2 separate regions of the Homo sapiens genome follow, and region 1 is linked to region 2. Evidence: chromatin contacts called from ENCODE Hi-C or POLR2A ChIA-PET data. All regions are on one chromosome and are shown on one strand. Each heading gives the region's core, a stretch centred on a gene start or an enhancer-like site at or near the end of the contact. The rest is flanking DNA. Distances are from core to core; before and after follow the strand shown. Region 1 overlaps LOC107985079 (a long non-coding RNA gene). Region 2 has its middle 140 kb from the start of MIR4316.

Region 1 (4,132 bases), core at 815-3,314, 130 kb before region 2:
TACAGATGAGGAAACTGAGGCTCAGAGCTGTTTTGTGACTTACGCAAAGCCACAGAATATAAGTGGCGGAACTTAGCCTTCCAACCCAGGTCTGCTGGCACCAAAGCCCCTGTATTTCCACATTTAGAGCCGGTAAACAAATGATTAAAATGCAGCAGAACGAGGACTATTAGAGATAAACACAGTCTGCTCTGTGGAGCTGAAAGATGAAGTAAGACAGTGAACGAGAAGGGGTCGATACGTGTCCACTGAGGAGATGACGGGAGGCTGCCCAGACTGGAGGAAATCCCAAAACATTAACAGAGGTTCTTTTCTGCAGGAACGATTGCAAGTGCAAAGGCACAGAGGGGTGAAAAGAGAACGGGCTGAGGTTTGATGTGATTTAAGCGTGGGGGGCTGGGAGGAGAGAAGAAGATGGGGAGGGGAGGGAGAGGAGCCGGGGCCATAGACCCAGGCCGGGTTAGAGATGCGGCAGAGAAGGACGTGAACTTCTCCTGGAGATCCTGGCTGTCCACCCGGCTGCACGTTAGAATTGCCTTGGGAGTTAAATAAAAATATCCCAGTGTCCAGAGCCACCCCAGCCCCACAAGCCCAGTGCAGCAGAGCAGGCAGCGGGGCCGGAGCAGAGAGAGAGAGGTCCGAGCAGCAACGGGGCCTGATCACTGAGGATGAGGGCCGCTGGGAGGACTTTGGCTTTTTTTGGGATTTTCATCCGAGTCCGTGTTCCCAATACTCATGTCCTTGGGTGACCAGGCTCTGTTTGTTTCCACCCAGGCTCAGAGGAAACAGAGCCTGGCTGAAGGGAACGACTTCATCAGGATACTGGAGGTGTCCAGGCAAAAGTTCAAAGTCTTCATCTAGACTCTTTGCAGCAATGGAATTAGGAGAAAAGCAGAGATTCCAGAGATAGTTGGGAGGTAGGACCACCAATCAGGCCTGAGCTCTTGAAAGCAGAGAAGATGGAATTCCCAGTCCTGGTTGGTTGCAATGTCCGCTTCGTGCATGGCTCTGCAACACTGTGCACAGCTGTTATGCACATTTAAGACTCCGCAAACAATAAGCTAGCAGCAAGCGGCCCCCTGGGTCTTGGTTGTTCCCAGCATACTTGGTATCTGAGCTGTGATTGGGGTGGGGAAACAGGGAGGAGAGAGATGAAATCAAGGACCATAGTTAGTGCAACAGGCAAAAAGAAGCCTTGCCTGAGCAGGGAGATGAGAAGATTCCATCTGGGGGAGTGGGGAGCCCCCAGCCCATTAACGAAGGCCGTGGGGGATACAGGCCAGACCTGCAAGGAGGAGGGCTTGAGCCCCGGGGTCTGGAATCTTTGGGCTATTATGATATCTGTCATAAAGTGTGGCCGCCATTCCTGTCTCTCCAAGAAACAGAAGGTGACAGAGCCCCTCTCAGTGTTGGGACCCGGAAGCTCAAAAGGGGGCAAAGACATCTAGGCTGGGCAGAAACGAAGACGAGACACCTGCGTGGGGCATTCCAGCAGCGGCAGAGGAGGACGTGAACTGATGGGAATTTCCACTATCTGGGTTTAAATCCTGGCTGGAATTTCTCACTCTTTCCATTTCCATTTCATATTTCAGTTAAAAAATAATGACAAAGGCCGAGGGTTACAGAGCAGCCTCCCCCTCCTCGGTAATTACCAAATTAACACATTCTAACAGGCGCCCCCGCAGCACACTGTGATTAACGCACAAGGACAATTAGCTGTAGAGCCTTCTCCTCTCGTTTTAACCTCCTTAAACAGCCCGAGCCGCGTGCAGGGCCTCTGGGGTGAGCCTCCTCGGCAGGCACTCCCTCCCCCTCGATTTAATGGAATCTGAGACCCGGTTTAATGTACTAGGCAGTGCACAGTCCTGTCCCGCCCTCAGGGGCCTCACCCCACAGGTCAGGGAGGCAGCCTCCCCATCCAAGCAGGGGGCCGGGAAAATGAACCCCAAATTAATTTATTCAGCCAATTCATTAGGCAGGCGTTGATTGAGTGCCGGCTCTTCGCCCGGCGCGGGGCTGGGAGCCCAGGGAGATACAAGATAAAGTGGAATGCGGATGGCACATTCCTGGCGCTCGCCGTCCGGGAAAGGGAATCAGGCGGCTGGTCTAAGACACGCCAGAAAGTGGCCGATGTGAAACAGACTCCATGCTCCTGAGGAATTCCAGGAAGGGGGCACGGGGCTGGGTTCTTGCGGACGGCCCAGGGAGTGTGGCAGGTTGGTGAGGTACCCAGAAGCCAGGGCTGCAAATGCAGGAAACTGGCTGAGAGCTGAAGGGGCAGCTCAGCTCGAAATAAAGCTCAGCTCGGCTCGAAATAAAGCAGAGGATGTCAACTGTGAAATTACACCCAAAAGGCAGGAGCCTGGGCTGGGTGTGACATGGTCTGGCTTAGTGACAACGTGGCTTTGGCTGGGGTGTGCTGAGTGCTGGGGAGTGTGAAGAAGAAGATGTGGGTGGGTGGGGACCAGCTCAAGGAGGTTGCAGGGCCCACAGCGGGGAGGGGGAGGTCAGCAAATGGAGGGGCTCACCTGGGCTCCTTCATCCAGAGGCCAGTTAGAGATTAGGATGGAGCTGATGCAGAATCTCAGATGGAGGAGGGAGGAAGGAGGGAGGAGGAGCACAAGAGGTCACTCATAGGAAGGATTAGCAAAGCTTGCACCTGATTAGAGCTGAGGCCCCAAAGAAAGGCAAGTGCCAGGGTTCAGGCTAGAAGGAACAGTGTGGGGGTGTCAGCACCCATGGCTGGGAGGGGAGGAGGGCTTGGGCTTTGGGGTTGGAGCAGGAGCAATGTGGTTGGAGATGGCCGGGTGGGTCTCCACGGAGCCGCGGCAGTGGACAGGAAGGCCCGCTGGGGACACTAATGGGGAAAGAGGACAGACAGGGGCTCTTGGGTAAGGTCTGGAGACTCCAGAATTCACCCGACCTCAGGCCTCAGAGGACCACTTAGGTGGAGCCTCCACTGTCCAGCCCTCCTCAAAGTGCACCTTCAGAGCGGGGGAGTCGGAAGTCTAGAGGTTCCAGAAATGCTCCTCAGCATTCTCCTGCCCTTGGTGGCAGAACCTGGAACCAGGATGGGAGGGGAGGCGTCACCGGGAATCCTAAAGGTGGTGTCTGGCCCCCAAATGGCCCAGCTGCTGACCCCAGGGGCAATTGTTCTGTGTCACCAGTTTTCAAATCTGTTCCAAGAGAGATTTATAACTCCCGCAGCAAACTAGCCCCGTGTGGTTTCTTTCGCAATGCTAAACACTGGCTTTGGCAGCACTCAAAGGGGTAAAATAAAGAGTTAGCAAAGTGTCTGTCCACATTTCCATCTTCAGAAGATGAGGGGGAAAAACCCCATCTGCACCCAGCTCAGATCCTTTGCTCCAGTCTTGCATGGAAGGAAGCTAAGAGAGCTGTGTCTGTAAAGCAGCCGCGTTCGTGTAATCTCATGTAGTCCTCACCACCTGCAATAACGTGTGAAAAACGATGCCCATTCCGCAGACAAGAAAACCACAGATGAGACAGGTAATTTCCCAAGGTGACCTGCAGGTATGGCATCCTCAGTCGGCCGCTTTGCAAGGCAGTGGTTGTTGGCCACCCTATCAGGGGCAGTAGGATGAAGGTTTGAGGCTTCTGCAGATGTGAGGTCGAGTTTGCCTTCAGTATCTAATCAAAGCGTATCTTAAGGAAATGTATGTAGCTTCTCCATGCCATAGTCTCCTCCAGTAAAATGAAGCTCATAATAGCACCTATTCTAAAGCTTCCTTAAGAGGATTAATTGAAGTCATACAGATTCTTCAATAAATCTTAGTGCCGCCATCATCATCATCATCATCATCGTCATCATCGTCATCATCATCATCATCATCGTCGTCACCATCATCATCATCATCGTCGTCACCATCATCATCATCGTCGTCACCATCATCATCATCGTCGTCACTACCATTGTTGTCCTGACCAGGGAAAACACAGGCAGCTACAGCCCCTCTCCCTGTGCCTCCTTACCCTGATGTGTGAAAGTCATGGCTTCCTAAATTGGTTATTTCTTTTTAAGACATCTTAACCAAAGCCTCATGCCTCCAGAGTCCTCACCAGGACAAATGTCAATAAGCAAGATGACTCCCTGAGGCTGAATTTTAAAAGCGCA
Region 2 (4,108 bases), core at 1-2,500:
TTGCTGTGGACTAATTCTCATTTCAACATGTGGCTGTCATTTCCCTGTCATCATGGCTGATTTACAACAGGGTTTAATTAAATTCTCTGTACATTATTCAGCATTCTCCAAAGACAACACCAGAGAGGCCCGGGGTATTTAAAATGTCACCTGCTGAGACATATCACCTCTTCCTAAATAAATATGACAGTGATCAAACTTTGGCTAATTACAGTGACTTAGTTATTTGTTTGTATGTTTTAATATTTAATTGCTTTCATGTTCATCCAATTACTGAGCCACAGCAAATAGAAATTAACTTTTTATCAGCGTGACTCAGCCCAGCTCATAAGCACTCCAAAGCCTCAATACAATAGGAACTGCCCAAGCTGAGGATCACAGCCATGTTCTCAGCTCAGTGGACGGGGCCATTAAATTAAGGGAGAATCCTCACGGCTCCATCCCCGTTCCCAGCCTGCATGGGGCTGCGGGCCCAGCTTCCAGGAGCATCTAACTCAAAGCCAAGCAGCTGAGCGAAGGAACGCAGGCAGGGCTTCTAATTCCACACTGACACCCGATGGCCACTCTGTGCAACTGCCCCGGGTCCTTCAGATACTTAAGATTCCTGGGGAGATGAATAGGAACTCCTGGGTACACAGAAGTGAGAGTTTTTGAGTTCCCATATCAGTAACCTAAGTTTCTCCTCACCAGGGAGGCTCTTTCTTGATGGTCCTCCAGCTTTGAGGGCCATCTGCTCCTCTGGAGACGTCCTGGCTCCTTCTGCCAAGCTTCCTGGGACAAAGGGGACACCTGAGGGCTGGTTGAGTGCCTGCTGTTTTTAGAAACGGGAGCCAGGATAGGAACACAGCCCATCACCACCCGTCTTCTGATCAAATGCATTAGCCAGTCCTCAAAATCGTCCACCACGCCCTTGAAAGCCAATTCCTCTGATGTTATCTTAAAAGCTCCCCCTGGCTCTCTTTCCCACCCATCGTTCCAATACATCATTGACATCTTGACATCCACTCTTCTCCCAAGGCTAGCCTGGGCATGGAAGAATTTCTGCAGAATTTTAGAAATAAAAAAAAGAGGAAGAAGTAAGCCTTTCTGGGAAGCTTCAGCAATTCCAAATGGGATAAGCAAGTTCTACCTCCAGCCTAATCCCACAGCCTCATGGGATGTTGGCTTAAAATGTTCAACTTTCCAAAAATAAAAAATAATCTTTCCACGCACTTAACATCTTATCTCTCCTGCTCAGCTGTAAGCTCCTTAAGTGGGGGTGGGGAGGCTCAGAAACCAGAAGAGAGGCAGCTGGGGTAAGAGCTGCAGAAAATGCTGGCTGACCAGCTCTCTGTGGAAGGGGCCATGCCTGGCCTTTGTTGTTGTTGTTTTTAATAAGTACTTAAAACAAGTTAATAATATTTATATAAAGTAATATTTCTCCTATGATTCACTTTCAATTTATTTTAGAAAAAAATATATAAGTGTACCCAAAATTCCAAATCAATTTAAAGTAAGAACTCTCAGTTTTTGTCTAATACATCTTATTTTATCTTATTTTGAGACAGAGTCTTGCTCTGTCGCCCAGGCTGGAGTGCAGTGGCTCAATCTCGGCTCACTGCAACCTCCCCTTCCCGGGTTCAAGCGATTCTCCCCCTCAGCCTCCCAAGTAGTTGGGACTACAGGCACGAGCCACCATGCCCGGCTAATTTTTGTATTTTTAGTAGAGACAGGGTTTCACCATGTTGGCCAGGCTGGTCTCAAACTCCTGATCTCAAGTGATCCGCCCGCCTCGGCCTCCCCAAGTGCTGGAATTACAGGCGTGAACCACCACACCCGACCCAATAAATACTTTAACGTCCAAAAAAAATTAAAAATGGTTGGAAGAGTGTTTCTTGATAAATATCAACATTTCTTCAACGTAGTTGCCTGGTCTTTGTAAGGAGTGTGGCTCACTCGGGGCAGCCGGGGGTCCTACAAGGAAATGCATTCATTCATTGAGCAAACAACCTCTACCGTGCGCTAGTGCACTAGGTATGGATTTAGTGATGATAGAAACAACCACCACAGGAAGAGACAAGGTCCCTGTCCTTGTGGCGCTGAAGCTGGAAGGAAACTCACAGATAATTCCGAGTGGGTGAGCTGAGGTGTGGGGAGGAGACGCGGAGACCGCAGGGGCGACCTGCCTGGTCTGAGGAGCTGGGAAAGGCTTGCCTGGGGAGGCCGCATGTGAGCTGACAGCTGAAGACAGACAAAGAGCCTTTTTCAATTAACAAAGAGGAAGAGGCCTCGCGGAAGATTTTTCCTGGGGGCTCAGAGTTTATGCAAATTAACCCAGCCCAGAACGAGGAATTCTAATTGGCCCCAGCAGGTGCCTCCTCGGCAGGGTCGTCCTGCAGTTGGGCACCTGTGTGAACGTCTCCATCAGGGTCCCCGAGGCCAGCACTGGCTGTCAGACCCAGTCTCCTCAGACCCGGAGATTTTTACCTGAAATTCACATTGAGTCTTCACTCCCCGTTCCTTTCGAACTAACTCCCCCTGACAGGCAAGTCCTTATAGAAAGCGACAAAGCTTCCAGTCCTGTGGCTTGGCTGAGAACGACTGAGAAACCAGGATGGGAAGAGGCCAAAGAGGACACAGTGGACTGAGCTGGGCTGGGCATCGGGGAAGGCTGGACCTCAGGGTCGTCAGGTCCCTGCAACGCGGGGCTGGCTCCGACGGTCCCTCTGGAAGGCGAAGCACTGCTGCACTAGTGAATTCATCCAGTGCATCCTCACAGAGCCCACCAGAACAAGGCGGTGGCAGGACTGGGGTCAGGGCTTCCCTTAGGTGCCACACGTTGTCACTGCCAGGATGAGGCATGGGAGCTCTGGCTGTGCCCACTTAAGCCCATCTGGAGGAGCAGGAAGTGCCACACCTAGAAGGTGGCAGGTGTGTTGAGGATGTGAATAAAGGTCAGCAGAGTGCCACAGGGAAAGTCAGCTGATGGCAGTGGGGACAGGGGTCCGGGTGGAAGGAGCCATTGGACATGGCTCATGGCAAAGCCAGCCTGGTGCTTCGGAGAAACTGGAGCGCAAAATACACAACAGAAGGGGCAAGAGAGGAGCCGCCCTGGCCCTGCAGGTAAGGATGAGCCTTCAAGCCAGATTAAGGAGTCAGGCTGTATCCTGAGGGCAAAGGAGAGCCACTGCAGGCTTTCCATGGAGGAGTGAGGAAACTGAGCACAAAGTAGATGTTCTTTAAACACCTTTGAGGCTGGGTGTGGGGGCTCGTAATCCCAACACTTTGAGAGGCCAAGGCAGGAGGATCATTTGAGGCAGGAGTTCAAGACCAGCATGGGCAACATAGTCAGACCCCCATCTCTACAAAAATATTTTTTAAAATTAGCCGGGCATGGTGGCATGTACCTGTGGTCCCAGCTACTCTGGAGGCTGAGGCGGGAGAATTGCTTGAGCCTGGGAGGTTGAGGCTGCAGTGAGCCAAGACTGTACCACGGCACTCCAGCTTGGTGGACAGGGCAAGACCCTGTCTTGCTACCTAGGAGGGGCCCACCAAGATTCACCTCCTAAGCAGAAACTCAGGTATGGTTGAAAGGGGCTTATTAAGGCTAACAAGACTCTCACCCCTATCATTCAGGAAACTCTAAAAGTTTTAGAAGCTCTTCTACCAGGAACAAAGTCCAAATATATATTGTTTATTATATCACAGTATCACATATTATAATCCCTAAGTTAGCCGCTATTAAAAATGCAAAAGTACAGCTAAAATGCCAATAAACTAATTAAAATGGGGATACCAAAAAATATGATTAACCTAAAAGAAGTCAGGAAAAGAGAAACAGGGAAACAAAACAAAACAAAAAAAACAGAAGGGACAAAAAGAGAACAAATGTCATAATGGCAGATCTAAATCCAGCTACATCTATAATCACGCTTAACAGAAATGCACTGAACATCCCACTTAAAAGGCAGAGATAATCTGGCTGAATAACACTGCAAGATCCAGCTATGTGTCATCTCCAAGAGATACATTTTATTTTTTGTTTTGTTTTGTTTTTTGAGACGGAGTCTCGCTCTGTCGCCCAGGCTGGAGTGCAGTGGCGCAATCTCGGCTCACTGCAAGCTCTGCC

Evidence for each region. Hi-C counts contacts between places; a loop is a spot of excess contacts on that map. ChIA-PET counts read pairs that join two places held with the same protein, here RNA polymerase II (POLR2A). Pooled maps may share reads with other maps.
Region 1: a loop to region 2 is called in a map of heart right ventricle, with 2.0 times the contacts of the local background. The contact joins two enhancer-like sites. A Hi-C loop is called at or near these places in 6 of 168 maps with a recorded cell type or tissue (Calu3, Right ventricle myocardium inferior, heart left ventricle and 3 more) and 12 of 50 pooled maps. POLR2A ChIA-PET finds 5 or more read pairs at or near these places in 4 of 52 experiments (AG04450, CD4-positive, alpha-beta T cell, activated CD4-positive, alpha-beta memory T cell and 1 more).

The regions. Positions count from the first base shown.
Region 1 is chr17:77,674,288-77,678,419 of GRCh38, reverse strand. It overlaps LOC107985079 (a long non-coding RNA gene), which reads right to left. Exons shown (of 2, transcript XR_001753032.2): 2 at 1-1,117. Among named protein-coding and RNA genes, the nearest start is that of LINC01987, 52 kb to the left of the region's middle. Within about 2 kb of position 2,064, at least 2 of the 41 ENCODE cell types and tissues checked have a DNase peak (open chromatin) inside an H3K27ac peak, as active enhancers do; they include heart right ventricle, where a contact is called at or near this core.
Region 2 is chr17:77,539,332-77,543,439 of GRCh38, reverse strand. No RefSeq gene overlaps it. Among named protein-coding and RNA genes, the nearest start is that of MIR4316, 140 kb to the right of the region's middle. Within about 2 kb of position 1,250, at least 5 of the 41 ENCODE cell types and tissues checked have a DNase peak (open chromatin) inside an H3K27ac peak, as active enhancers do; they include heart right ventricle, where a contact is called at or near this core.